Regions from separate parts of the Homo sapiens genome. Here region 1 is linked to region 2. Evidence: read pairs that join two places in POLR2A ChIA-PET (ENCODE). Cell type or tissue: PC-9. All regions are shown on one strand. Links, peaks and the distances in the headings refer to the core of each region. The heading gives the core; the rest is flanking DNA. Region 1 overlaps TAOK1 (TAO kinase 1). Region 2 has its middle 43 kb from the start of TAOK1.

Region 1 (15,160 bases), core at 6,141-10,140, 55 kb after region 2:
AGGTCAAGAGTTCGAAACCAGCCTGGCCAACAAAGAGAGACCCTGTCTCTACAAAAATAAAACAAATTAGCTAGGCATGGTGGTGGGTGCCTGTAACCCCAGCTACTGGGGAGGCTGAGGCAGGAGAATCACTTGAACCCAGGAGGTGGAGGTTACAGTGAGTTGAGATGGCGCCACTGCCTGACAGCCTGGGCGGCAGAACAAGACTCCATCTCAAAACAAAACGAAACAAATAAAAAAGTTTTATTTCTCTAGTAAAGTTTCGCATAAAATTGAGATGTTCATTAAGCAGAGTACCAACATATGCTCACCTGCCTTTAGGTATGTGTACTTTTTTTTTTTTTTTTTTTTTTGAATTTGAGACAGGGTTTTTGCTGTGTCGCCCAGGTTGGAATGCAATAGCGTGATCACAGCGTATTGCAGCCTCAGCCTCCCGGGTTCAAGTGCTCTTCCCACATCAACCTCCCAAGTAGCTGGCACTACAGGTACATGCCACCACGTCTGGCTAATTTTTTTTTTTTTTTTTTTTTTTTGTAGAGATGGGGTTTTGCCATGTTGCCCAGGCTGGTCTTGAACTCCTCAGCTCCAGCTATCTACCTGCCTTGGCCTCCCAAAGTGCTGAGATTACAGACATGAGCCACTGCACCCGGCCCGATTTCCGTACTTACTATTAATGGTTGGATTTTAAAAATTATTCTTCAGGTTTTCCTATTATAAAATATGAGAGGATACAACCTGTATTAGTTCATTCCATTCTTAAAGTATTTTAGTTTTTAGTAATAAAAATTGATGTTTAATTTCATTAAAGATGTCTCATACCTTCTAAAAATCTACATGAATTAAAAAGTTGTGTGGAGGGACTAGCAGCAATTATTTTCAGCTGGGACGTTTCTGTCATCATATGGTAACAGTTATTTCTGTATCAGTCTATTTGTGCCAGAAGCAGACTTTTTGTTCTAAAATACAGTCTAAGGCTATACCTTTTTGATGACAAAATTAAGTATCCTATAAAAGTTGGAAGAGTTTTTAAAATGTTAAGTACCTGGCATGTAAATAAAGTAAGTAAAAGTATAAATTATTAAGTGCCTTGCATAATAGATATACTGCAGCCTCCTAAAAATGCCAGTGACCGTTATGCTGTAGGTTGTTATTTAAATATAATGGCACTTAATTACCGTCTAATTTATCTTTAAAGCTGAGAAGGGGCTAATTTTTCCTTTTGATAAAATTATTTGATCAAATAGTTTTATGCAGGTTTAGAAGTAGATGAATTACTGTAACATTTAGAAAGACATTCAAAGTTTAGTTTCTGAGAAATATTATCAAATAATAGGATGGAACAAAACTTTCTGGTTTGCAGCTACCAATAATAAAATTGGCACTTACTATATATTAATGTTGGCTGGGCGTGGTGGCTCACGCCTGTAATCCTAGCACTTTGGGAGACCGTAGATCACTTTAGGTCAGGAGTTCAAGACCAGCCTGGCCAATGTGGAGGAAACCCGTCTCTACTAAAAATACAAAAAATTAGCTGGGCGTGGTGGCGTGTGCCTGTAATCCCAGCTACTTGGGAGGCTGAGGCAGGAGAATCGCTGGAACTTGGGAGGTAGTGGTTGCAGTGAGCTGAGATTGTGCCACTGCACTCTAGCTGGGCAACAGAGTACAACTCTGTCTCAAAAAAAAAAAAAAAAAAAAAGGGCTGGGCATGGTGGCTCACGCCTGTAATCCCAGCACTTTGGGAGGCTGAGGCGGGTGGATCACCTGAGGTCAGGAGTTGCAGACGAGCCTGGCCAACGTGGCGAAACCTCGTCTCTACTAAAAATACAAAAATTAGCCGGGCGTGGTGGCACTTGTCTGTAGTCCCAGCTACTCGGGAGGCTGAGGCAGGAGAATCATTTGAACCTGGGAGGCAGTGGTTGCAGTGAGCCAAGATCGTGCCACTGCATTCCAGCCTGGGTGACAGAGTGAGACTCTGTCTCAAGAAAATAATAAAAAAGTTAAAAAATGGCTGGGTGCCGTGGCTCACGCCTGTAATCTCAGCACTTTGGGAGGCCAAGGTGGGCAGAACACAAGGTCAGGAGTTCGAGACCAGCCTGGCCAGCATGGTGAAACCCTGTCTCTACTAAAAATACAAAAAATTAGCCGGGCATGGTGGCGCGCACCTGTAGTCTCAGCTACTCAGGAAGTTGAGGCAGGAGAGTTGCTTGAACTCAGCAGGCGGAGGTTGCAGTGAGCCGAGATCGTGCCATTGCACTCCAGCCTGGGCAACAGAGTGAGATTCCGTCCCCCCCCAAAAAAATATATATATATATATACATGTATACATGTATATATGTATATTCATGTATGATACATGTATACATGTATACATGTATATTCATGTATGCATACATGAATATACATGTATGTATATACATATATACACGTATATATACACGTATGTATATATGTATACATGTATATTCGTGTGTATATATGTATATTCATGTATGTATATATGTATATACATGTATATATATGTGTATATATATATATGTATGTCACCATTTACTAGTGTAAATGTGTAACTTTTTCAGTTTTTGTTTTTTTGAGATGGGGTCTTGCTGTGTCACCCAGGTGGGAGTGCAGTGGCACAGTCATGGCCCATAGCAGCCTCTACCTTCAGGGCCGAAGCCGTGAGTAGCTGAGACTGCAGGCCTATGCCACCATACTTGGCTTATTTTAAAGTTTTTTTCGAGAAACGGGGTCTCTATGTTGCCCAATCTGGTCTCAAACTCATGGGGGCTCAGGCAGTCCTCCCTCCTCAGCATCCCAAAGAGCTGGGATTACAGGCATGAGCCACAGTACCAGGCCTGTGGTAACTTCTTTATTTAACTATTTATGCCTCACCTTTTCTTTTCTTTTTTTTTGAGACGGAATTTTGCTCTTGTTGCCCAGGCTGGAGTGCAATGGCATGATCTCGCTCACTGCAACCCCTGCCTCCCAGGTTCAAGCGATTCTCCTGCCTCAGCCTCCCAACAGCTGGGATTACAGGTATGCGCCACCATGCCCAGCTAATTTTTTGTATTTTTAGTAGAGACGGGGTTTCTCCATGTTGGTCAGGCTGGTCATGAACTCGTGACCTCAGGTGATCGCCTGCCTTGGCCTCCCAAAGTGTTGGGATTACAGATGTGAACCACTGCGCCAGGCTTCTTTTCTTTTCTTTTCTTTTCTCTTTTCTTTTCTTTTTTAGAGATGGAGTTTTGCTCTTGTTGCCCAGGCTGGAGTGCAATGGCGTGATCTCGGCTAACTGCAACCTCAGCCTCCCAGGTTCAAGTGATTCTCCTGCCTCAGCCTCCCGGGTAGCTGGGATTATAGGCATGTGCCACCATGCCTGGCTAATGTTTTTGTTTTTTTAGTAGAGACAGGGTTTCACCATGTTGGCCAGGCTGGTCTTGAACTCCTGACCTCAGGTGATCCACCCACCTTGGCCTCCCAAAGTGCTGGGATTACAGGCGGGCATGAGCCACCACACCCGTTAATGTGAAGATAGTATATACTGGGTTGTTTAAATAGGATAATGCTTGCTAAGTACTTAACTTACTGCCTGATACATGCTAACACTCAATAAATTGTTGGCTATCACACACTAGCTGCCTAATATAAATGTTTATGAGTACATTGAGATAATTTTTTTTTTTTTTTTTTTGAGACAGGGTCTCACTCCTGTCACCCAGACTGGAGTGCAGTGGCACGATCTCGGCTGCCTGCAGCCTTGACCTCCCAGGCTCAAGTGATCCACCCACCTTTGCCCTCCAAGTAGCTAGGACTACAGGCAAATGCCACTGCCTGGCTAATTTTTGTATTTTTTGTGGAGATGGGGTTTTGCCATGTTGCCTGGTCTGGTATCGAACTCCTGAGCTCAAGTGGTTCCACCTGCCTCAGCCTCCCAAAGTGCTGGGGAGAGTCTAATATTTAAGGATGAGTTGCATTATATAATTTTGATTTGATATTGGATTTATTTTTATTTATTTATTTTGAGACGGAGTCTCGCTCTGTTGCCCAGGATGGAGTGCAGTGGCACAATCTCGGCTCGCTGCAACCTCTGCCTGCCCTGTTCATGCCATTCTCCTGCCTCAGCCTCCCAAGTAGCTGGGACTACAGGCGCCCGCCACTATGCCTGGCTAAATTTTTGTATTTTTATTAGAGACGGGGTTTCACCGTGTTAGCCAGGATGGTCTTGATCTCCTGACCTCGTGATCTGCCCGCCTTGGCCTCCCAAAGTGCTGGGATTACAGGCGTGAGCCACTGCGCCTGGTGATATTGGATTTATATATCTGGAGTCTGACATACATTTTTGAAAGAAATAGTTAGAATATCAAGGTAGCTTAGTAACTTTTTGCACCTATAATGGACTACTGTGTAGTACTTAATGGGAGTTTTTTTCTTTCTTTGGGATAGATTCTCGCTCTGTCACTCAGGCTGGAGTGCAGTGGTGAGATCAAAGTTCACTACAGCCTCAATCTTCTGGACTTAGCGATCCTCTCACCTCAGCCACCTCAGCAGCTAGGACTACAGGCGTGCACCACCACACCTGGCTAATTTTTTTTTATTTTTAGTACAGACGAGATCTCACTATGTTGCCCAGGTTGGTCTTGATCTTCTGAGTTTAAGTGATCCTTCTGCCTTGTTCTCCCAAAGTGGTGAGATTATACACAGGAGCCACTGTGCCCACCTCTGATGGGAGTTTTTAATTTATCACAGGTTTTCTTTTTCCTTTGCTGGATATAAAGCCTGTCTTAAGAAATGACATTTCAGGCCGGGCGTGGTGGCTCAGGCCTGTAATCTCAGCACTTTGGGAGGCCGAGGTGGGTGGATTGCTTGAGGTCAGGAGTTCAAGACCATCCTGGCCAAAGTGGTGAAACCCCGTCTTTACTAAAAACACAAAAATTAGCTGGGTGTGGTAGTGGGCGCCTGTAATCCCAGCTACTTGGGAGGCTGAGGCAGGAGAATCACTTGAACCAGGCAGAGGTTGCAATGAGCCGAGATCGCGCCATTGCACTCCAGCCTGGGAGACAAGAGCAAAACTCCGTCTCAAAAAAAAAAAAAAAAAACAACAAATGACATTTCTTTTCCAGTACTTACTTTGTTTATTTAAGAAAAATTTGGTATCCCTCTTCTACCTCCTGGAGCTCTTTTTACCATCCCTGTCTTTGAAGGGATTCAGAGTACCCATGCTCTTCTACGCATTTTTATTTAGGTATCTTTTGTAGGTATGTCCTTACCTTGAAAGTGCCTTACGTTCCAAAATGTATTAATTCAACAAACTTTAAGTGATTATTATGTGCCAGATAAGACAGTATTTCAGCCCTGGGAGAATTCCACCTTCTGAATAGTTTTCTCAAGCTAGATAATCATAGGAAAGCAAGGACTTTCCCATAATTTTTAGTTCCTCTAAGCCAGTGCTTTCAAACTTTAGTTTGTGATCCATTAATGGCTTGTAAATTCAATTTAGTGAGTCACAATAACAATTTTAAAAAGTAATGGGGAGTGTCAGTGTGGTGCATAAAGTAAGGGTAAACATTATTATGGGAAACTTTTGTTTGCCTCTTTTTTTTTTTTTTTTTTTTTTTGATGCCAGGGTCTTGCTCTGTTGCCCAGGCTGGAACGCAGTGGTGTGATCATAGTTCACTGCGGCCTCCACCTCCTGGCTCAAGTGATCCTCCCACCTCAGCCTCCTGAGTAACTGCGACTACAGGTGTGCACCACCACACCCGGCTAATTTTTGAAAAAATTTTTTTGTGCAGACAGGGTCTTGCTATGTTGCCCAGGATGGTCTCAAATTCCTGATCTTAAGTTATCCTCTTGCCTTGGCCTCCCAAAGTGCTGGTATTACAGGTGTAAGCTATTGTGCTCAGCAGTTTGCCACATTTTTATATGTTCTGGGTACCCAGTTACACTGTTATAAAGACATACCTGAGACTGGGTAATTTATAAAGAAAATAGGTTTAATGTGCTCACGGTTCTGTGGGCTATACAGGCATCTGCATCTGGGGAGGCTTCAGAAAACTTACAATCATAGCGGAAGTGGAAGTGGGCATATTTTCCCATGGTTGGCAGGAGAGAGAGGGAGAGTGTGCATGTGTGTGGACACGCAAGCGAGTGAAGGGGGAAGTGCTACAAACTTTCCACTTTCCAACAACAGTAGCTCTTGAGAACTCACTATCAACTAGAACAGCAAGGGGGAAATCCACCCCAATGATCCAATCATTTCCACCAGGTCCCTCCCCCAACTTTGGAGATTACAATTTAACATGAGATTTGGGTAGGGACACAGAGCCAAACCATATCACTTTCTTTTTCTTCTCTTTTTTTTTTTGAGACAGGGTTTTACTCTGTTGGGAGGCTGGAGTGCAGTGGGGTGATCATGGCTTGCTGAAACCTCTGCCTCTTGGGCTCAAGCAATCCTCCCACCTCAGCCTCCTGAGTAGCTGTGCCACCACGCCTGGCTAATTTTTGTACTTTTTGTTCTTTTTGTTTGAGACGGGGTTTCGCCATGTTGGCCAGGCTGGTCTTGACTCCTGGCCTCAGGTGATCTGCCCACCTTGGCCTCCCAAAGTGCTAGAATTATAAGCGTGAGCCACTGTGCCTGAACTAAAATTTCTTTTTTTACCTCATCCCTTTTACTTCTAATCTTCTGTCTCTGAAGTATGCTTGTTTTAGTTTGCTTTTTCCTTTTTCTTTCAACAACTCTCCTTCAATCTCTACTGATTCATCTGTAGTCTATTTAGTCGTTATATTGGGTATATTTACCTTTCCTAGGTTTCAAAGCTTAGGAGATAGCAAGGACTTTGCCTAAAAGGTCCTGGGCAGGGTACCAGTAGTTTTGGATAATCATGGTAACTTCTGAGGTTTTTGTATTAAGGAACGTGTTATCAGATATCTAATGTCACACACTATGTGTGAGTGCAGTTTCTCATGAATTGCAGAATTTTAAAAAAAGAAGACTTTCTATTTAATTTTTTTAAGACGGTCTCAGTCCCCTTCCCTATGCTAGAGTCCAGTGGCACACAATGATGGCTCACTGTGCCTCTACTTCCCGGGCTCAGGTGATCCTTTTACCTCAGCCTACCAAGTAGCTGAGACTACAGTCATGCGCCACCATACCTGACTAATTCTTTTGTATTTTTTGTAGAGATTAGGTTTTGTCACATTGCCCAAGCTGGTCTCGAACTCCTGAGCTCAAGCAATCTGCCTGCCTCAGCCTCCGAAAGTGCTGGGATTACAGGTGTGAGCCACCATGCCTGGTTGAAAACTTTTTATTTGGAGGATATTAAGAAAATATCTTTTATTTTTATTTTATTTGGGGACATATATAGATTTGATTTAATTGAAATACGTCTGTTCATAAAATTATTATGTGACTAATTAAGTATATTAAGTATATTTTAAAAATGCCAGGCCAGACGTGATGGGTCATGTCTTTAATCCTAGCACTTTGGGAGGCCGAGGTGGGTGGATCACTTGAGGTCACGAGTTCAAAACCAGCCTGGCCAACATGCTGAAACCCTGTCTCTACTAAAAATACAAAAAAATTAGGCCCGGCGCAGTGGCTTACGCCTGTAAGCCCAGCACTTTGGGAGGCCGAAGTGGGCAGATCACAAGGTCAAGAGATCAAGACAGAGCAAAACTTAGTCTCAAAAAAAAAAAAACAAAATTAGCCGTGCATGGTGGCGGGCACCTGCAATCCCAGCTACTAGGGAGCCTGAGGCAGGAGAACTGCTTCAACCTGGGAGGTGGAGGTTGCAGTGAGCCAAGATTGTGCCATTGCACTCCAGCCTGGGTGACAGGGCAAGATTTTGTCTCAAAAAAAAAAAAAAAAAAAAAAAAATCAGTGTGCTGCAATGTGTTACATCTAACCATAATATTTATGTTTTAGTTGATGTTTTTAATTCACTCATGGTAGTAGTTACAAACCTCTAGTTTGTATTTTGGATTGATTTGTTACAATTTATTCCCATTGAGGCTGAGAAAGAGGTTTCAGAAAAGGTTGATGAACAGCATTACTAAACAAGGTCAAGGTTTTTCCGTTTTTAGACTTGGGGAATTTAGGGTTACTGAAAATTGGAAAAGCTTTGTCTTTTTGCCAAAACCATCCATATCCTTGATTGTACTTGATAAGGAAACTTTGCTCTTCCTTGTTGTACAGAAACTTTGTATAGTATATGTTGTTTTATTTAATATATAGTATTTAAGTAATCTCCTGCTGCATAAATGGTAGATGATGATGATGTTTTATAGGGCTCATTACTTGATAGGAGTATGGTATTTCAGTTGGTTTTATTTACTGGAATTAGAGTTTTGAGTCCCAGAGGGGCAATATAATGTGCTCACTTTCAGATTCTTTTTTGTTTTTTGTGTTTCTTTTCAGACAGGGTCTTGCTCTGTCACCCAGGCTGGAGTGTAGTGGCACAATCACAGCTCACTGCAGCCCTGACCTCTTACACCGAAGCAGTCCTCATACGTCAGCCTCCCAAAGTGCTGGGATTACAGGTGTGAGCCACCATGCCTGGCCTAGATTCTTTACTTTGACATGTCGTTATTAGTGATAATGATTTTTTAATTCTCTAGAAAAGTACAAATAATTTGAAAATGGAGTAATTAAAAGATCATTTTATCTTCAGCTTAGGTAGTGAAAAAGTATTTTTGTGTTTTATGTGTGAATGTCTAGTTCTATAAAATAATGCCATTAATCTTTAATCAAGAATAAAAAAGTTGGCTGGGCATGTAAAAAATAAAACAGTGTTGAGATATGAAATATTTCTGTGTGTGTGTGGGGGGGGATTTTGTTTTGTTTTGTTTTGTTTTTGAGACAGGGTCTTACTCTTTTAAGAACCTGTTGTAGGACTCCAGACTGGAGTGCAGTGGTAGGATCACAGCTCACTGCAGTCTTGACCTCCTGGGCTCAAGTGATCCTCCTGCCTCAGCCCCACAAGTAGCTAGGACTACAGCCCTGTGCTACCACACCCAGCGAATTTTTTGTATTTTTAGTAGAGACGGCTTCACCGTGTTGCCCAGGCTGGTCTTGGATTGCTGGACTCAAGTGATCCACCCAGCTCAATCTCCCAAGGTGTCAGGATTACAGGCATGAGCCACCACACCTGGCCTGAAATATTTGCTAAAATAAGTAAAATAACTATGATATAAAAACTTTTGGCTAGGCATGATATCTTCCGCCTGTAATCCCAGCACTTTGGGAGACTGAGACAAGGGGATCGCTTGAGCCCAGGAACTCAAGACCAGCCTGGCAACATAGTAAGGCCTCATCTCTACTAAAAATAAAAAATTAGCCAAGTACGGTGGCATGTGCCTGTGGTCCCAGCTACTCAGGAGGCTGAGGCAGGAGGATTGCTGGAACCTAGGAGGATGGAGTTACAGTGAGCCATGGTTGTGCTACTGCATTCCAGCTTGGGCAACAGTGAGACCCTGTGTCTAAATAAATAAATAGGTAAGTAAAAACTGTTTAATTTTTTGACAATATGTTAAAATACACTACCATTCTGTATTTTAACATAAATTTTATTAGATTCAAGTTAGGTGGAATGATAGCCAAGATTTTAGTATCCATTATTTTACTCTATTTTATTCAAATGGCACTATGATATGAGTTCAAAAAATTTTTGAAACAGTGTCCTTTGTTTTGAGATGGAGTTTTGCTCTTGTTGCCCAGGCTGGAGCGCAATGGCATGATCTCGGCTCACCGCAACCTCCACCTCCCAGGTTCAAGTGATTCTCCTGCCTCAGCCTCCCAAGTAGCTGAGATTACAGGCATGTGCCACCAGGCCCAGCTTATTTTTGTATATATATATTTTTAGTAGAGATGGGGTTTCACCATGTTGGTCAGGCTAGTCTCAAACTCGTGACCTCAGGTGATACACCCGCCTTGGCCTCCCAGAGTGCTGGGATTACAGGCGTGAGCCACCTTGCCCTGCTGAAACAGTGTCCTTTTAAAAATGCTTTCAGAGCACAGTCATTAAGCCAGTTGGTTTACTCATGCTGCAGTAAATTTGGAAATAAATTTCAGTTTAATACTCTTTTGAGATATTCACATAGTTATAATTTGTAATTTGTTGGTATGTACTATGAAAACACCAAGTCAAGATAGTGATTGATGGAATTTGCTTTTAAAGACCACAAGTTTAGGCCAGGAGTGGTGGCTCATGCCTGTAATCCCAGCATTTTGGGAGGCCGAGGTGGGCGGATCACCTGAGGTCAGGAGTTTGAGACCAGCCTGGCCAATATGGTGAAACCCCGTCTCTACTAAAAATGCAAAAATTAGCTGGGTGTGGTGGCTCTCGCCTGTAATCCCAGCTACTCGGGAGGCAGAGGTAGGAGAATTGCTTGAACCTGGGAGGCGGAGTTTGCAGTGAGCCGACATCGAACCTCTCTACTCCAGCCTGTGAGACAGAGTGAGACTCCATCTCAGAAAAAAAAAGACAACCAGTTTAGCCAGTAAGTTATGTAGCTTTCATATCAAAGTAAGATTCAGCAATGACATACGTATTTCTTATATTTTTTGAGTGCAGCATTCTAGGCAGTGTGGTTATTAAAATAGGTTCAGTAATGACACATCTGTATTTATTAATACATTTTTTTGGTGTGTTATTTTGTAGATACTGTGCCAGTATACAGAAATCAGTAAGACTTGATCCCTCCCATTTTGTAGTTTAGTAGGGATACAGGCTTGCAAGTAAATACATACAATAGTGTAGTGCAGGGTTTCCCAACCGTGGTAGTATTGACATTTTGGGTAGGATAATTCATTGTTGGGGGGATCTGTGCTATGCATTATAGCATATTTTGCAGCATCACTGGCTTTTACCCATTAGATGCCAGTAGCGTCACCCCTGGTTGTGATGATCAAAAAATGTTTCAGGTATTACCAAATGTCCCCTAGGGAGCAAAATCACCTGATTGAGAACCATTTATTTAACTGTTATACAGGTAGAGTTAAGGGGTGTTTAGGAGTAGTGACTCCTGAGGGAGTGAGATTTTATATGGGTCTTGAAAAAAAAATAAAAGTACAAAGGGTATTATATACCTGAGAGCATGAATGATCAATATTGAAGAGGGTGATTACTGATCATATGTGGCTATAGGTTATTTATGTGATTTGGGATGGGTATTTGGTAAAATGAAGCTGAAAAGGTACTTTTGGGCCATATCTTTTTTCTTTTCTTTTTTCTTTTTTGAGACTGGATCTCACTGTTTTGCCCAGACTGAAGTGCAATGGCACAATCACGGCTCACTGTAGCCTTGCTTGACCTCCCTGGCCCAAGCAGTCCTCCCACCTCAGGTTCCCAAGCAGCTGAGACCACAGGAGTGCACTACCCACCCCCCCAACTAAGCAGCTGGGAGACTACTGGCATACACCACCATGGCCAGCTAATTTTTGTAGTGACAGGGTTTCTCCATGTTGCCTAGGCTGGTCTTGAACTCCCGGGCTAAAGTGATCCTCACACCTCGGCCTCCCAAAGTACTGGCATTACAGGTGTGAGCTACCATGCTTAGCCATTTTTCTTTTTTTAAAACTGTTTGAGGTATAATTAATGCAGCAAAGTGCATAAATATGAAGTGTAAGCCTGTTGAATTTTTACAGATGTGTATGTTCATGTAACCATCACAAAGAACAAGATAGAGAACATTCCTAGTACCTCTTACAGTTCTTTCTTTTTTTAGATACAGGGTCTTGCTCTTTTGCCCAGGCAGGAGGGTAGTGGTGCCATCATAGCTCACTTCAGTCTTGAACTCCTGGGCTCAAGTGATCTTCCCATCTTAGCCTCCTGAGGAACTAGGACTGACTATAGGCACATACAGGAATGGGGACTTGCTGTGTTGTGTAGGCTGGTCTTGAACTCCTGGCCTTAAGCCACTCTCCTGCTTTGGCCTCCCAAAGTGCTGGGATTACAGGCATGAGACACCATGTCTGACTGTCTTCCTTCTTAAAATTTGTATTTTACTGGTTGTTCTTTCTTACTGCTTTTAACAGTAGGTGTCTCTCAACACAATGCTCTTCTCTGTCTCCCTCTCTTCCTGCTGCCTCCCTAACTCCATCCTTTATACCCAATTGCCTGACGGAGATAATCTTTTTTTATTTTTATATTTTTTTGAGACAGAGTCTCACTCTGTCACCCAGGCTGGAGTGCAGGGGCACAATCATGGCTCACTGCAACCTTGACCTCCCCAAGTTCAGGTGATCCTCCCCCCTCAGCCTCCCTAGTACCTGGGACTACAGGTGCCCACCATTACACCTGGCTAATTTTTTTATTTTTTGTAGAGATGGGGTTTCGTCATGTTCCCCAGGCTGGTCTCGAACTCCTGGGCTCAAGCAGTCCGCCTGCCTTGGCCTCCCAAAGTGCTGGGATTACAGGCATGAGCCACAATGCCCAACTGAGGTATCTTACTCTTTTTGAAGACACGTTGGGGTGAACATATCTAAATTGAACTCATCTTCTTAATCTTTTGCAAAAGTTTCTCCTTATTTACCTACCTATTTCAATGTTAATAACATGTTTTGTTTAGTTTTGTTTCTGAGGCAGAGTCTGGCTCTGTCACCCAGGCTGCTGGAGTGCAGTGGCATGCGCTGCAGCCTCGAACTCTTGGGCTTAAGTGATCCTCTTGCCTCAGCCTCCCAAATAGCTGGAACTGCAGGAGCATGCTGCCATTCATTCCTGACCAATGTTTTGATTTTTTGTAGAGATTTTCTAGATTCTGTGCCAGGATACAGAAATGAGTCAGACTTGATCCTTCCCTAGCCTTGCCATATTGCCTAGGCTGGTCTCAAACTCCTGAGCTCAAGTGATACTCCTGCCTCAGCCTCCCAAAGTGGTGGTATTACAGGTGTGTGCCACTGCACCTGGCCATAAGGTTTTTTTTTTTTTTTTTTGAGACACAGGATCTTGCTGTGTCCCCCAGGGCTGGAGTGCAGTGGCGCAATCTCAGCACACCCCAACGTCTGCCTCCGGGGCTCAAGCTATCCTCTCACCTCAGCCTCCCAAGTAGATGGGACTACAGGAGTGTGCCACCACACCTGGCTAATTTTTTAGAGATGGGGTTTCGCCGTGTTGCCCAGGCAGGTCTCAAACTCCTGACCTCGAGTGATCCGCTTGCTTTGGCCTCCCAAACTGTTGAGATTACAGGCATGAGCCACTGCGCCTGGCCCATAACGTTTTTTCAATCAATTTTACCAAGCTTTAATTTATTTGCAATAATTTCACAAATTTTTAATGTACAGATCAGTGGCTGTAACAATCACTTTAATAATAGAGTAATTTTTACTTCCCCCCAAAATTTCCTAGGCCCCTTTGCAGTCTCTTTTCAGTCTTATTCCTGTGCAGCCGCTGATGTGATTTCTTTCTTTTTTTTTTATTTTTTTGGAGATGGAGTCTCACTGTGTCACCTAGGCTGGAATGCAGTGGCACAGTCTTCGCTCACTGCAACCTCCACCTCCTGGGTTCAAGCAATTCTCCTGCCTCAGCCTCCCAAGTAGCTGGGATTACAGGTGCATGCCACCACGCCTGGCTAATTTTTTGTATTTTAGTAGAGACGGGGTTTCACTGTATTGCCCAGGCTGGTCTCGAACTCCTGAACTCAGGCAGTCCACCCGCCTCAGCCTCCCAAGATGCTGGGATTACAGGCATGAGCCATCACACCAGGCCTCTGATGTGATTTCTATTGCTGTATATGAGATTAGTCTTTTCTAGAGTTTCATAGAAATGGAATTATACAGTATGAAATTTTGTGTTTTGCTTCTTTCTCTTGGCATAATAGCTGTGATATTTATCTATGTTGCGTGTTTCATTAGTTCATTTCTTTTTATTGCTTAGTAATAGTCCAGTGTTTGGATATATCACTGTTTATGTTCACCTGTTGATTGATAATTGAATTATTTCCAGTTTTTGGCTATTATGAATAAGATTGCTAGCAATATTTGTATATAAGCCTTTTTATGGACATATATATATATATATATATATATATTTTTTTTTTTTTTTTTTTGAGATGGAGTCTCACTCTGTTGCCCAGGCTGGAGTGCAGTGGTGAAATCTCGGCTCACTGCAAGCTCCGCCTCCCAGGTTCATGCCATTCTCCTGCCTCAGCCTCTCGAGTAGCTGGGACTACAGGCGTCCGCACCATATCTGGCTAATTTTTTGTATTTTTAGTAGAGATGGGGTTTCACCATGTTAGTCAGGATGGTCTCGATTTCCTGACCTTGTGATCCCCCCGCCTCAGCCTCCCAAAGTGCTGGGATTACAGGCGTGAGCCACCGCACCCAGCCTATGGACGTGTATTTTTATTTCTACTAACCCTAAGTCTTCTAAATTAGAAACTTTGGGATTATTTTTGATTTGTTTAATCTCTTTTCTCACCTATATTCACACAATAGGTTATGAAGTCGTGGGATTTCTTCTTTTGAAATGTGTTTCATTCTTTGTTCTCTTTTCCAAGTATCTGTAACATTCTTGTGAGAGGGTGTATGTGTGTGTGTAGCCTTATTTTAGGAGTAGGGGATGTAAGGATGATTGTGCAGATGATATATTTGCTCAGTGAGGTTTAAAGTCAGGTGGGGATGCTGACATTGAATTTATAGGATGGGGAAAAGGGCTATTGCTGTTGGAAGCACTCTATCTGTAAAAGTATCATTTTAGTCCCTGTTTTGTTCTAGTCTTATTATTGTTGCTATTTTTAGTTTGTTTTTGTTCTGTTATGTATTCACGGATATGTATGTGGTGTAAAGTGGTGAAAAAGTTTATCGTCATGGATGTTCTCATTGCTGTGTGAGCGGGCAAAGCACTTAATCTCTGGGCCTCAGTTCATTGTCTGTAAAATGGGAATAATAATACTTTCCACATAGTGTTAAAAGGATTAGATGCATTGTTACATGTATAGCTCTTAGTTTTGTTTTTGTTTTTTGAGACGGAGTTTCGCTCTTGTTGCCTAAGCTGGAGCACAATGGCATGATCTTGGCTCACCACAACCTCTGCCTCCCAGGTTCAAGCGATTCTCCTTCCTCACACTCCCGAGTAGCTGGGATTACAGGCATGCACCACCACGCCTGGCTAATTTTTTTGTATTTTTAGCAGAAACGGGGTTTCACTATGTTAGCCAGGCTGGTCTTGAA
Region 2 (15,160 bases), core at 6,526-10,525:
CATGATTATGTAGAAAACTGGAAATGACAAAAGAAACACTTGGAACTAATAAGCAATTATAGCAAGTGATGATAGTTGCAGAATGCAAGGTTAGTATACAAAAGTCAGCCAGTTGCGGTGGCACGAGCCTGTAGTCACAGCTACGCGGGAGGCAGAGGCAGGAGGATCACTTGAGCCCAGGAATTCAAGGCTGCAGTAGGCTCCATGGAGTGGCTCATGCCTGTAATCCCAGCACTTTGGGAGACTGAGGAGCACAGATCACTTGAGTCCAGGAGTTTGAGACCAACCTGGGCAACATGGTGAAATCTCGTCTCTACAAAATATACAAAAATTAGCTGGATGTGGTAGTGCATGCCTATAGTCCCAGCTTCTTGGGAGACTAAAGCAGGAGGATCGCTTGAGCCTGGGAGGCGAAGGTTGCAGTGAGCTGAGATAACACCATTGCATTCCAGCCTGGGCAACAGAGTGGGACCCCCATCTCAAAAAAAAAAAAAAAAAAAAAAAAAAGCCAATGACTTTCCTATATCTCAGTAATGAACAAGTGAGCAAGACTCCATCTCAAAAAAAAAAAAGAAAGAAAGAAAGAAAGAAAAAAAAGATAGCAAGCACAATTTCATTTACATTAGGCACCCTCCAAAATGATTTTTTTTTTCTCATGTGGAGTTTCACTCTTGTTGCCCAGGCTGGAGTGCATTGGCATGATCTCAGCTCACTGCAACCTCTGCCTCCTGGGCTCAAGCAATTCTCCTGCCTCAGCCTCCCAAGTAGCTGGGATTACAGGCATGTGCCACGACACCTGGCTAATTTCATATTTTTAGTAGAGACGGGGTTTCACCATGTTGGTCAGATCCACCCGCCTCAGCCTCCCAAAGTGCAGGGATTACAGGTGTGAGCCACTGAGCCCGGCCTGAAATGCTTTTTTACAAGAGCACAAATCCACTTTTATTTATTGACTTTTCATTAGTTTAAATCCTTGAGGGGTACAGCATGAGGGTACAGCATCACTTGGATTCTGTGTCCAATAGCCTTAGCAGGAAGATTGCTTCGGAATTTGGCACAAGCCATGCCACTGTTTCTGTGGGCCAGAGTTACCTTTCCCCAGATTACTCTGGTTTTGTTTGATTGCCGCCAGGAGTCACTTTGTTGTTCTTTGCTTTGTATACATAAGCACATCTCTTGCCCAAATAGAATTCTGTTTCATCTCGGGCATAAACACCGTCAATTTTAAGGAAAGTTGTGTGCTCTCTGTTCCGGAGACCCTGCTTATAGCCAGCAAAAATGGCCTTGGACCACAGCTTCCAGACATATTTTCTTTTAGAAGTCTTGTTCCCAGCAGGATCCAAGATGGCAGGAAAAACCAAAATGAAATATTTTGATATAAATATATATATTTTTTGAGACAGAGTCTTGCTCTGTTGCCCAGGCTGGAGTGCAGTGGTGCAATCTTGGCTCACTACAATCTCTGCCTCCTGGGATCAAATGATTCTTCTGCCTCAACCACCCGAGTAGCTGGGATTACAGGCACCTGCCACCACACCTGGCTAATTTTTTTTTGTATTTTTAGTACAGACAGGGTTTCACCATGTTGGTCAGGCTGGTCTCCAACACCTAACCTCAAGCAATCCACCCGCCTTGGCCTCCCAAAGTGCTGGGATTACAGGCATGAACCACTGCACCTGGCCTATATTTTGATTTAAATCTAACAAAATATGTTTAAGATCTATGAGGAAAACTAAAAACTCTGATTTTAAAAAATCAAAGAAGAACCAAATAAATAGGGAGATATTCAATGATTGTGGGTAGAAAAACTCAATTATCAAGACATCAGTTCTTCACAACTTGATTTATAGATTTCAATACAATCCCAATCGAAATTCCAGCAAATGATTATATGGATATCAACAAACTAATTCTATAGCCAACACAATACTGAAGGAGAAGGCAAAGTTAGAAGACTGACAAGGTCAGAGGACTGATATTACCTGACTTCAAGACTTACTATAAAGCTACAGTAATCAAAACAGTGTAGTATTGCTGAGAAAATAGACAAATAGATCAATGGAAAAGAATAGAGACCAGAAAGAGCCCTGGCAGAAAAGTAGAGGGGGAGGGTGGTAGGATGGGGAAGGGAAGAGGGTGGAGAGGAGCGAAGAGTAGGGAGGGGAGGTGGAGGACAGGTAGAAGATTGAAAATGGATGGAGGGATGATGCCTGGAATACAAACCAGGATGTGTTCTAGAGCACTTATGGATAGGCTTGGAGAGAAGGCAGGACTCTTTTTCCTTTGAGACTAGGGAGAAAGATGGAGACTGCTGGTAAGACAGAGATAATTTGTTCAGAGGCAGGGCAAGAAGTTGAGGGAATCCCTGACTGATGTAACATGTTATTCATCCAGCAAATGATTATTGGGCAACATTTATGTGTCAAGCCCTAAGCCCAGTGCTAGAGATTCAGAGATGAATGAGATAAAGCGCTTGCTCTCTCAGAACTTAGAGTCTGGCCAGGCATGGTGGTTCACTCTTGTAATCCCAGCACTTTGGGAGACCGAGGCAGGCAGATCACTTGAGGTCAGGAGTTTGAGACCAGCCTGGCCAACATGGTGAAACCTTGCCTCTACTAAAAATACAAAAAATTAGCCAGGCATGTTGGCATGCGCATGTAATTCCAGCTACTCAGGAGGCTGAGGCAGGAGAATCGCTAAAACCCAGGAGGCAGAGGTTGCAGTGAGCAGAGATCGTGCCACTGCATTCCAGCCTGGGTAACAGAGCAAAACTCTGCCAAAAATAAAAAAAAACTTAGAGTCTAGTGGTCTCTACTTCCTTTTTTCTTTTTTCTTTTTTTTTTTTTTGAGAAGGTCTCACTCTGTCACCCGGGTGGAAGTGCAGTGGCATAATCTGGGCTTACTGTAGTGATTCTAGTTGCAGGATATAAGACATCCTGGGGCTCAAGTGATTCTCCCACCTTGGCCTCTGGAGTAGCTGGGACTACAAGCGCCACAACACCTGGCTATTTTTTGTAGAGACAAGGTCTCACTGTGTTGGCCAGGCTGCTCTCGAGCGATCTTCCTGGGCTCAAGCGATCTTCCCGCTGTGGCTTCCCAAATGCTGAGACTACAGGCATGAGCCACTGCACCCGGCCCTCTACTTTCTTTATGAAGTAGAAGATAAAGTTTTGCTGGAAGGAGGTGTGTGGGAGACTTAGGGGACTTGAGTAGAGTGGCGAATATTTAGAATACTTTTTCAGGAAATGAGAAACCAAAAATGAATAGGAAAATGTTGTAAGAATTGCTGCTTGCCATGGAGTATCCAGATGAGAACAGATATGTTTATGGTAGTATGAATCCAAAAAGCGATGTTATTTTTTTCCTACTAAATTTCTTTCTTGTTTTTTTTTGAGACGGAGTCTCGCTCTGTCGCCCAGGCTGGAGTGCAGTGGCGCGATCTTGGCTCACTGCAAGCTCTGACTCCCGGGTTCACACCATTCTACTGCCTCAGCCTCCCAAGTAGCTGGGACTACAGACGCCCACCACCGCGCTCGGCTAACTTTTTGTATTTTTAGTAGAGACGGGGTTTCACTGTGTTAGCCAGGATGGTCTTGATCTCCTGACCTCGTGATCCGCTCACCTTGGCCTCCCAAAGTGCTGGGATTACAGGCGTGAGCCACCGCGCCCAGCCTTTTCCTACTAAATTTCAGTAGCCCAGATGAAGTAGCAGAGGAGATTGAGGGATAGATTCATCTGGAATTGGAAGTTTATGAGGCAGTTGCAATAGAAGGACAAGGAAGAGAGAGAGTTGACAGTGCTGGCAAAAGAAGAATTGAGCTGATCAATTACTGGATGGGACATTAGTCTCTTTCAGTTGGCAAGAAGCAGAGATACCCTTAGTTCAGGTTATCACAAAGTCTGAGGTAGAAGATAATGGCACTGAAGTAGAAGGCAGGAAGCCCAGGAAACTTGTTCCACAGACAGGCATCAGGGAGAAACGAAAACATGCCTAGAATAGGATGCAATAGATGTTCTAGTCTATTGAATAGAATTTCACCCTAATGTCAGCTCTAATCATCTGGTTTGCTTCTACTCTCTCAGAAGTAAATGCCCATTTACTCCTTTTTCCGGGAATTCTCCCATATTCATAACTCAGCTTCTTACTGCCTAGTTTCTCTCTCTCCTCTTCTGCACATACTTACTACTTCTCCCTGTTTGTATTAATTTTTCTGTGACTTGCATCCAAATTCCCCCAAAAGAGGACTTATTGAGTCAGTTAGGTTCATCCAATATGGACCACATTAAAGACTTCTGGTCTTCCCTTATGTTTAGCCTATAAATGTTTATCTTCTGCTATTTTATAGATTTCTGATCTAATCAGCCACAACCAGGGTAACACAATGATGATGCTGGAAAAAGGTCCCAACCCAGACCCTAAAAGAGGGGTTCTTGGATCTCATGCAGAAAGGAATTCAAGGCAAGTCACAGAGTGCAGCAAGAAGAGATAATTTATAGAAAGCTACTCAGTTACAGAGTAGGGCATCCTTAGAAAGCAAGCGGAGGAATGAGCACTGTCTTTGTTTTGTTTTGTTTTGTTTTTGAGACAGAGTTTCGCTCCTGTTGCCCAGGCTGGAGTGCAATGACGCGATCTCAGCTCACCGTAACCTCCGCCTCCCGGGTTCAAGCAATTCTCCTGCTTCAGCCTCCTGAGTAGCTGGGATTACAGGCATGCGCCACCATGCCCGGCTAATTTTATATTTTTAATAGAGACAGAGTTTCTCCATGTTGGTCAGGCTGGTCTCAAACTCCCGACCTCAGGTGATCTGCCCGCCTCAGCCTCCCAAACTGCTGGGATTACAGATATGAGCTACCGCGCCGGCCGCTTTGTTTTAAACTCTTCTTATATAGAGGTCTTATCTATGTAAAAGCTAAGCTATGTCTACATGCAGGTAGGCTGACAGCATGACAACATTTATTACTTTGTTGATTTAAAGATAGTTATCCTTGGCATTTTAGTGCGTAAGTACATCAAAGCATGACTATAATCATCTTAAAAGCATATATTGTTATGTGATATCGGGGCATCTGGACATTCTGTGGTTGCAGGAGTTTGTCCTTGCAGGCATTATTAAGCTGCTTTCTTAGCCGTAAACATCTTGTGACCATGGGTCATGAACTGGTGAGGAATGTGCCTTGCTAGCTTTAAGATGGAGTATATTTTAAAATGGTGTCAACCTTGCTCTCTGATACTCCTGTTTCCCTAACAATTATATAACATACAGCATGGCCACCCCAGCCTACTTTTCTCAGAAAGGAATTGTGAGTAGAGCTTCACAGACCATGGAGGACTCCATCATAGAAAAGGAAAGAAAAGCAGGAGGGGGATTGATGGCCAGGTGTGGTGGTGTGTGCCTGTAGTCTCAGCTACCCCAGAGGCAGAGGTAGGAGAATCGCTTACACCTGGGAGCTCGAGGCTGCAGTGAACCCTGATCACGCCACTGCACTTCAGCCTGGGTGATGGAGCAAGACTCTGTCTTTAAAAATGTGTGTATATACATATATAGCTCCATAATCTTAAAGAACTTGAGTATTAGGAGTGGGGAAATGAAAGAGCTAGAAGGAACGATAAGGAATTTCAGATTGTTAGAAGAGTGAAGATAATGGGATGGTATAAGCCAAAAAATGTTGAGGACAGAATCTTAGGTGGCTCATCCACATGAATAAAGTTACACAACTCAGAAGATGACAGATGCCGGGTTGAAAAAAAGCCAGATTATCGAAGTTTGCAACAAATGTAGAGGCAAGTCTTGGAAGTCAATACAAAACAATGATCAGGAGAGATAAAAGGTAAGATGAGGAAAGCATGGACTGCAAAGGAGGATAGTGTAGTGGTTGGAAATGCATCTGAGGAATGATGACATAATCTCTCATCCCCAAGATGCAGGGGACATGAGGGAATGCATAGGGAAACATGTATGTTATGTAAGACAAAATTAATGCATAGTGTATATTAGGAGGTGCAGTGATCTATAAAGTAAGTATATAAGACACAGAAAGTACCATTCTATTGTTTCACAGCTTTTGTCTGAAATTAGTGTATGTGGTATAAGAAACATTAAATTGGCCAGGCGCGGTGGCTCACGCCTGTAATCCCAGCTCTTTGGGAAGCCGAGGTAGGCGGATCACCTGAGGTCGAGAGTTCGAGACCAGCCTGATCAACATGGAGAAACCCCATCTCTACTAAAAATACAAAAAAATTAGCCGAGGTGGTGGCGCATGCCTGCAATACCAGCTACTCAGGAGGCTGAGGCAGGAGAATCACTTGAACCCGGGAGGCGGAGGTTGCAGTGAGCTGAGATCACACCATTGCACTCCAGCCTGGGCAACAAGAGCGAAACTCCATCGCAAAAAAAAAAAAAAAAGAAACATTAAATTTCAAAATTAATGTTTATTTTGCTAATAGTGTTAGAGATGAGGTAATTAAGCATCCTCATTTTACAGAAAGCTTCAGAAGGTTTAGTGATTTCCTTAAGGCATGCAGGTGATTAAGGCTGCCCAGGCTGGAGTGCAATGGCGCAATCTCAGCTCACCGCAACCTCCATCTCCCGGGTTCAAGGAATTCTCCTGCTTCAGCCTCCTGAGTAGCTGGGATTACTAGAATTTAGAAGTATTTTTTAAGCACCTTGACCTCCCAAAGTGCTGGGATTACAGGCATGAGCCACCACGCCCAGCCTAGAATTTAGAAGGATTTTATGGGGAGGATGATATTGTTGGCCCAGACCTGTTGAACTGTTAAAGTGTTAAAGTTTGATTTGATTTTTTTTTTTTTTTGAGACAGAATCTCGCTCTGTTGCCCAGGCTGGAATGCAGTGGCGCAATCTTGGCTCACTGCAACCTCCACCTCCCGGGTTCAAGCCCAGATTTTTGTGCCTCAGCCTCCTGAGTAGCTGGGACTACAGGCAGGTGCCACCACGACAGGCTAATTTTTGTATTTTTAGTAGAGATGGGGTTTCGCCATGTTGGCCAGGCTGGTCTCACCTGGCCAGGCTGGTCTGACCATGTTGGCCAGGCTGATCCTGACCTCAGGTGATCCCCCCGCCTTGGCTTCCCAAAATGCTGGGATTACAGGCATGAGCCACTGCGCCTGGGCCCCTGTTTGTTGTTTTTTTGTTGTTTGAGACAAGGTCTCACTCTGTCGCACAGGCTGGAGGGCACTGGCACCATCAAAGCGCATTGCAACCTCAACCTCCCTGGTTCAAGTGATCCTCAGCCTCCCAAGTATCTGGGACTACAGGCATGGGCCACCACACCCAGCTCATTTTTCTTTTGTAGTGATGGGGTCTCCCTGTGTTGCTCAGGCTGGTCTAACTCCTGGACTCAAGTGATTTTCCTGCCTTGGCCTCCCAAAGTGCTGGTACAGGTATGAGCTACAGCACCTAGCCCTCTTTGTTTTCTTCTTTTTTTGTTTTTTTGAGACAGAGTTTTGCTCTTGTCACCCAGGCTGGAGTGCAATGGCATGATCTCGGCTCACTGCAACCTCTGCCTCCCAGGTTCAAGTGATTCTCCTGCCTCAGCCTCCCAAGTAGCTGGGATTACAGGCGCCCACCACAATGCCCGGCTATTTTTTTTTCTTTTTTTGAGATGGAGTCCTATTCTATCACCCAGACTGGAGTGCAGTGGCGTGATCTCAGCTCTCTGCAACCTCTGCCACCTGGGTTCAAGCAATTCTCCTGCCTCAGCCTCCTGAGTAGCTGAGATTACAGGCACCTGCCACCGTGCCCCCCTAATTTTTGTATTTTTAGTAGAGATGGGGTTTCACCATCTTGGCCAGGCTGGTCTTGAACTCCTGACCTCGTGATCCACCCGCCTCAGCCTCCCAAAGTTCTGGGATTACAGGTGTGAGCCACCGCACCCTGCCAATTTTTGTTTTTTGGTTTTTTTTTTTTTTCAGACGGAGTCTCGTTCTGTCACCCAGGCTGGAGTGCAATGGCACGATCTCAGCTCACTGCAACCTCTGCCTCCCGGGTTCAAGCGATTCTCCTGCCTCAGCCTCCCAAGTAGCTGGGACTCCAAGTGCCTGCCACCATGCCCAGCTAATTTTTTGTATTTTTAGTAAAGACGGGGTTTCACCATGTTAGCCAGGATGATCTCGATCTCCTGACCTCATGATCTGCCCGCTTCGGCCTCCCAAAGTGCTGGGATTACAGGTGTGAGCCACCATGCCAGGCCCAATTTTTGTGTTTTTTTAGTAGAGATAGGGTTTCGCCATATTGTCCAGGCTGGTCTCAAACTCCTGACCTCACATGTCTGGGAGGCCCGCCTCAGCCTCCCAATCTTTTTTTCTTAATAAACTTCCTTGTAAACCAGAGTACAGTTTTCAAGACCAGCTCCAGCTCCACTCCTAATATTCTAGTTCTGAGTAGCTCCAGCTACTCAGGAGACTGTGGTGGGAGGATCCCTTGAGGCTATGATTGCATCACTGCACTCCAGCCTGGGTGACAGAGTGAGATCCTATCTCTAAAAAATAAAATAAATAAATAAATAAATTTCCTTGTAGCAAAGAGACACAGTCAAAATCAGTCTAATGATCTTCAAGCTGTTTCTAAAATTAGGAGCTCCATAAATATTGTGGTTGATGATTATGGCATTTCTCCCATGGAAGGCATATTTTAAAGTAATGGTTGACGAAATACATCTCCCTTTCTCTTTCACTTTCCTCCTCTACACATGCAACTCTTGGATGACAACTTAAGCCAATCACTATATCTCGTATTCCTTTAACTCCTCTCACTCCCAGATTGGTTCAGGAACAGGAACGTAATCATATGACCCAACTAAGGATATTCAATGCTAATAAGATTAAATTTTTGGAACTTTTTCCAGCTATCAGGGAAATTGAGTCTCTTTTCTACTGGATGGAAGTACATAGCTTCAGGACCTATTAGCAGCCAGCTTGGCACCATGAAAGGATAGCCTGCCCAGAAATGGAGTCATCACCAAGGAAGAAGATGTCATTTGAACCCTGGATCAAGTTTCTTTCAAGAAGAAGCAAGAAACTGTTTCACTGGCATATGAGCAATAATAAAGTCTTTTTTGTTGTTGTTGTTTTTGCTGTTAAATCAGTTCTAGTTGGATTTTCTACCATTTGTAACATACAGTCCTAACTGATACAGATAAGTTCTGGTATACAAAACCATAGTAACCATGTTTCTGTTTTTTTTTTTTTTAAGACGGAGTCTCACTCTGTCACCCAGGCTGGAGTGCAGTGGCGCAATTTCAGCTCACTGCAAACTCTACCTCCCAGATTCAAGCGATTCTCCTGCCTCAGCCTCCTGAGTAGCTAGGATTATAGGCATGCACCACCACACCAGCTAATTTTTGTATTTTTAGTAGAGACAGGGTTTCACCATGTTGGCCAGGCTGGTTTCGAACTCCTGACCTCAAGTCAGGCCCACCTCGGCCTCCCAAAGTGCTGGGATTACAGGTGTAAGCCACCACACCTGGCCATAACCATGTTTCTTAATACAAGTCTGCATTGCAACTAGCTATATACAAAGATACAGTTTTAAACTGTGATTTTTGGAATTCTTGAGACTCTTAACATGCCATCACTCCACTTCACACTTTATTGGAAAACCAGCAAAAAAAAAAAAAAAAAAAAAAGGCCGTGTCTTAAATACAGATTTATAAAATCTATTCAAAAATAATTTCCTCTTAATAAAATGGAAATCACTATATCCCAAAGTCAATTCAATGGTTGCAACAGATAAAGGATTTCTTTCCATTTTCTATACTTTGCTTTCACCCAAACTTAGATTCAAATTTAAACACAGATGTTTTGAGTGATACATTAAAATACTGCTTCATATTTGCTAAGATAGATATAAAATGAATCTCTGACTTCCCATATAGTACTGTGCTTGTTTTATGCAAAAACTGGAAATAAAGAAGTAAAAAGTGGTTTTAAAAAATGTGATATAGGTAGGTCTTAAATAAACATTGTTAAGCTGAGTAGTAAAAAACAGTAAGTGTCATAAAAGGGATATACACAAAATGTTTTTGGAAGCCCAGAGAAGGGTAAAGTAATGCTGGCACAGCCAGAGAGGAAGTGACATTTGAGCTATGCTAAAAGATTGGGAAGGAATTTGCCAGGCAGAGAAGAAAATAGTTACACTATACAGGAGGAAGACTTATGGCATTTTCTTTTTTTTTTGTTTTTTGTTTTGTTTTGTTTTGTTTTTGAGACGGAGTCTTGCTCTGTTGCCCAGGCTGGAGTGCAGTGGCGCAATCTTGACTCACTGCAAGCTCTGCCTCCCGGGTTTACGCCATTCTCCTGCCTCAGCCTCCAGAGTAGCTGGGACTACAGGCGCCTGCCACCACGCCTGGCTATTTTTTTTTTTTTTTTTAATTTTTAGTAGAGACAGGGTTTCACCATGTTAGCCAGGGTAGTCTTGATCTCCTGACCTCGTGATCTGCCCACCTCGGCCTCCCAAAGTGCTGGGATTACAGGTGTGAGCCACTGCGCCTGGCCGAATTATGGCATTTTCAAAGTCTGTTATGTAGCTAAACTTTTCTCTGTCTGTCTTAAAAGCTAAGAGCTGAAAAATTACCTATTATTATTTGGGTCTGGGGTTGATGACTGTGAAGGCAATGTAGAATATATAGATTGGAAGCTGCAATGCCTTTTATGACCTAGTCTCTGAACTCAAATACCATCACTTCTGCTGTATTCTTTGCATTACAAGCAAGTCACTAAGCCCAGCCCACACTCAAGAGGAGTGGGATTAAACTCAGTCACTTAAAGGGAGGAGTATCAAAGATTTCTGTGGACATATTTTAAAACCACAACAAATATCTAGCGCACTGTTACTCCTTGAGGGTAATTTTGGACACTCTTTTCTTCTCTATTAATCTTTTCTTTCTTTTTTTTTTTTTTTTTTTTTTTTTTTTTGAGATGGACTCTTACTCTGTTACCCAGGCTGGAGTGCAGTGGCACAATCTCAGCTTAACCTCAACCTCCACTTCTCTGGTTCAAGCCACTCTCCTGCCTCAGCCTCCCAAGTAGCTGGGATTACAGACATGCACCACCAAGCCCAGCTAATTTTTTTGTATTTTTAGTAGAGACGAGGTTTCACCAGGTTGGCCAGGCTGGTCTCAAACTCCTGATCTCAAATGATCCACCCTCCTCGGCCTCCCAAAGTGCTGGGATTACAGGCATAAGCCACTGCGCTCAGCCTGTTTTTTTGTTCTTTGGTTTGTTTTTTGAGACAAGGTCTCAATCCATCAGTGGTGTGAGCCACCATGCCCGCCTATTTATTTATTTATTTGTTTTGAGACGCAGTCTTGCTCTGTCACCCAGGCTGGAGTGCAGTGGCATAATCTCGGCTCACTGTAACCTCTGCCTTCTGGGTTCAAGCGATTCTCCTGCCTCAGCCTCCCAAGTAGCTCGGATTACAGGCGAATGCGCCACCACACCAGGCTAATTTCTGTACTTTTAGTAGAGACAAGGTTTCACTATGTTGGCCAGGCTGATCTCAAACTCCTGACCTCAAGTGATCTGCCCATCTCAGCCTCCCAAAGTGCTGGGATTACAGGTGTGATCCACTGTGCCTGGCCTTCTCTATTAATCTTGATTTTCTTCCAAGCCTGGTCTTCCGTTAGCTTTCCCATTCTTAGTAAATGACACTACTTCCACTTAGTTACTAAAAGCCACAGTCATCCTTGATTCTTTTCTTTTCCTCAATCTCCATTCCCTAATAAATCCATCAGCAAAGATAAAGTATATACCATGTTCCTTGGTATCTGTGGGGGACTAATTCCAGGTACCCCTTGGAAACCAAAATCCATGGATGCTCAAGTCCTCCATACAAAATGGCATAGTATTTGCATATCGCCTACACATATCCTCCCATATACTTTAAATTATCTCTAGAGTACATATAATACAATGTAAATAATTGTTATTTATAAGCACTGTTTACAGAGTAATGACAAGAAAAAAAATGTCTGTACGTGTTCAGTACAGATGCAATCATCCATTAAAAAAAAATTTCCATTCACAGTTAGTTGAATCCAGGGATGCAGAACCCACAGATATGGAGGGCCAACTGTATATGTCATTTGTTTATTCCCTCTTCTGGCCATTAATCCATGCTACCATGAACTCTTGCTTACTTCAGTGGCTTCATAACTTGTCTTCTTCTACTTTTGCCTCCCTACTGTCCATCTCCACACACCAGCCACCTTTTTTTTTTTTTTTTTTTTTTTCAGAGACAGGGTCCTCCTCTTTTGTCCAGGCTGAAATACAATGGCAAAATCATAGCTCACTGCAGCCTCAAACTCCTAAGCTTAAGTGATCCTCCCACCTTAGCCTCCAGAGTAGCTGGGATTACAGGGGCACACCACTATGCCTGGCTAATTTTAAAATTTTTAATTCTTATTTTAATTTTTATTTATTTATTTGTTTATTTATTTATTTATTTTTGAGACAGGGTCTGGCTCTGTCACCCAGGCTAGAGTACAGTGGCATTATCTCGGCTCACTGCAACCTCCGCCTCCCGGATTCAAGCAATCCTCCCACCTCAGCCTCCTAAGTAACTGGGACTACAGGCGCATACCACCACACCTGGCTAATTTTTGTATTTTTTTGTAAAGAAGGAGTTTCACCATGTTGGCCAGGCTGGTCTCTAACTCCTAAGCTCAAGAAATCTGCCCACCTCAGACTCCCAAAGTGCTGGAATTACAGGCATGAACCACCACACCTGGCCTAATTTTTAAATTTTTTGTACAGATGAGATCTCACTATGTTGCTGATCATAGGTGTGAGCACCAGTCTAGACTGGCCAGTCAGCGTTTTTGTTTGTTTGTTTGTTTTAAGACAGACTCTCACTCATTGCCCGGACTGAAGTGCAATGGTAAAATCATAGCTCATTACAGCCTCAAATTCCTAAGATAAAGTGATCTTCCTACCTTAGCCTCCCAAGTAGCTGAGACTACAAGTGCATGCTACCACACCTGGCTAATTTTTTTTTGTAGAGACAGGGTTTCTTCATGTTACCCAGGCTGTCCTTGAACTCCTGCGTTCAAGTGATCTGCTTACCTTGGCCTCCCAAAGTCCTGGGATTACAAGCATAAGCCACCACATCTGGCCCAGCCAGCCACCTTTTATTAAGCATGTACTTTGTGCTTTGCAGAACAATAAGTAATTTACATGTATCATCTAATTTAATCATCACACCTGTCTAAGAAATAGTTATTACTATTTAACACCCTTGCTTAAAAACCTATTTTCACTATTATAAAGATAACGCGTCTTCACAAATATATTTTTCCCTCTCCTGTTAAATTACTTTTCTTAGGATAAATTTTAGGAAGCAGAATTACTAGGTTAAAGAATATAAAGATTTTAAAGCCACCAATAACTCTTTTTCTATTCTTACTTGGAGGACTTGTCAGTTCTCTTTCTTTATATTTAATTTTTTACGGTGGTGGGGGGTGGTCCTCCATTTTCTGATGTCCTGTCCATGAGTAGATACATGTTCCTGGAAAATAGTCTAGAATAGTAGTTCTCAAGTTCAACTGCACATTACAATTACCTAGGGAGCTGTTAAAAATATCAATGCCAAGGACTCTAGATATTCTGACTTAATTAGTCTAGGGGAGCATGAGCATGGACTTTTTTTTTTTTTTTTTTTTTGAGGCAGAGTCTCACTCTGTCGCCCAGGCTGGAGTGCAATGGTGCCATCTTGGTTCACTGCAACCTCTGTCTTAAAAATGTCCATGCTTGGCCAGGTGCGGTGGCTCACACTTGTAATCTCAGCACTTTGGGAGGCCGATGCAGGCAGATCACTTGAAGTTAGGAGTTTGAGACCAGCTTGGCCAACACGGTGAAACCCCGTTCCACTAAAAGTACAAAAATTAGCTGGTCGTGGTGGCGGCTGCCTGTAATCCCAGCTACTTGGGAGGCTGAGGCAGGAGAATTGCTTGAACCCACGAGGTGGAGGTTGCAGTGAGCTGAGATTGCGCCATTGCACTCCAGCCTGGGCGACAAGAGCAAAACTCTGTCAAAAAAAAAAAAAAAGAATATCCTTGATGAAATAGAAAAAAAATATTGGTTTTATTAGATCCCTCAGAACATGTTTTTAATTATTTGGTATGACAAGCTATGTATGCATGAAGCACTTCTGTTGCATATCAAAGAATGATTGGTGGTTGTCTTGAGGAAAACCGTTTCTCTAATTCATTGAGCTATGAGCTGACCTTTTTCATTGACCACTATTTTTACCTGAAAAAACGACTAACAGACAAACTATGGCTATCAAAACTTGGGTATTTGGCTGAAATTTCCCCATAATGAAGAAAGTGAGCTTGCATGTCAAGAAAAATAACTGATAAACTGATATTGTTTCTTGCCAATGACAAAATTTGAGTTTTCAAACAAAAATTAGAATTTTGGAAAACTTATATCTACTACCATGAGCTTGACAGTGTCCCAATACTTAAAGATTTTCCTGATGATAATAAATGTGTTTTTTTTTGGGGGGGGGGACATCATATAATGAAATGTGTCAACATTTGGAAGATATGCATATCTCAAGGAATTAATATTTTTCAAATGACTAGGGCATATATTAAATCATGCATGGGTAAAAGATCCATTCAAAGAGAAAGACAGACCAGTGGATTTTATTTTATTTTATTTTATTTATTTATTTTTTTGAGATGGACTTTCGCTCTTGTTGTCCAGGCTGGAGTGCAATGGCAAGGTCTCAGCTCACTGCAACCTCTGCCTCCTGGGTTCAAGCAATTCTCCTGCCTCAGCCTCCCGAGTAGTTGGGATTACAGGTGCTCACCACCATGCCTGGCTAATTTTTGTATTTTTTTCAGTAGAGACAGGGGTTTTACCACGTTGCCCAGGCTGGTCTCGAACTTTTGACCTCAAGTGATCTGCCCACCTTGGCCTCCCAAAGTGCTAGCACTATAGGTGTGAGCCACTGCACCCAGTCCTAATGGATTTTAATGAAACAGAGGACAAAAAGTTCATTTAATAATGTTTCAGATTCTACATTGCAAATAACTTTTTTTTTTTTTTCTTTAAAGACATCAGATCTCACTGTGTTGCCTAGGCTGGACTCAAACTCCTGGGCTGAATTAATCCTCCCACCTCAGCCTCCTGAGT

The links. ChIA-PET counts read pairs that join two places held together with the same protein. Peaks named below come from ENCODE experiments on the same cell type or tissue, not always from the same donor. Only the 100,000 strongest peaks of a DNase experiment are listed, where the experiment ranks them.
Region 1: POLR2A ChIA-PET joins it to region 2 with 9 read pairs; 2 of 35 experiments call an interaction of 5 or more read pairs at or near these places.

What each region holds. Positions count from the first base shown.
Region 1 is chr17:29,395,316-29,410,475 of GRCh38, forward strand. The region is part of intron 1 of TAOK1 (TAO kinase 1); the gene reads left to right. Among named protein-coding and RNA genes, the nearest start is that of MIR4523, 12 kb to the left of the region's middle. RefSeq lists enhancers at 6,043-6,112, 12,938-13,437. In PC-9, for the core only: no CTCF peak of the experiment used is centred there; no DNase peak of the experiment used is centred there.
Region 2 is chr17:29,339,517-29,354,676 of GRCh38, forward strand. It overlaps the pseudogene RPL35AP35. Among named protein-coding and RNA genes, the nearest start is that of TAOK1, 43 kb to the right of the region's middle. In PC-9, for the core only: no CTCF peak of the experiment used is centred there; a DNase peak (open chromatin) is centred at 8,445; H3K27ac peaks cover 389 bases.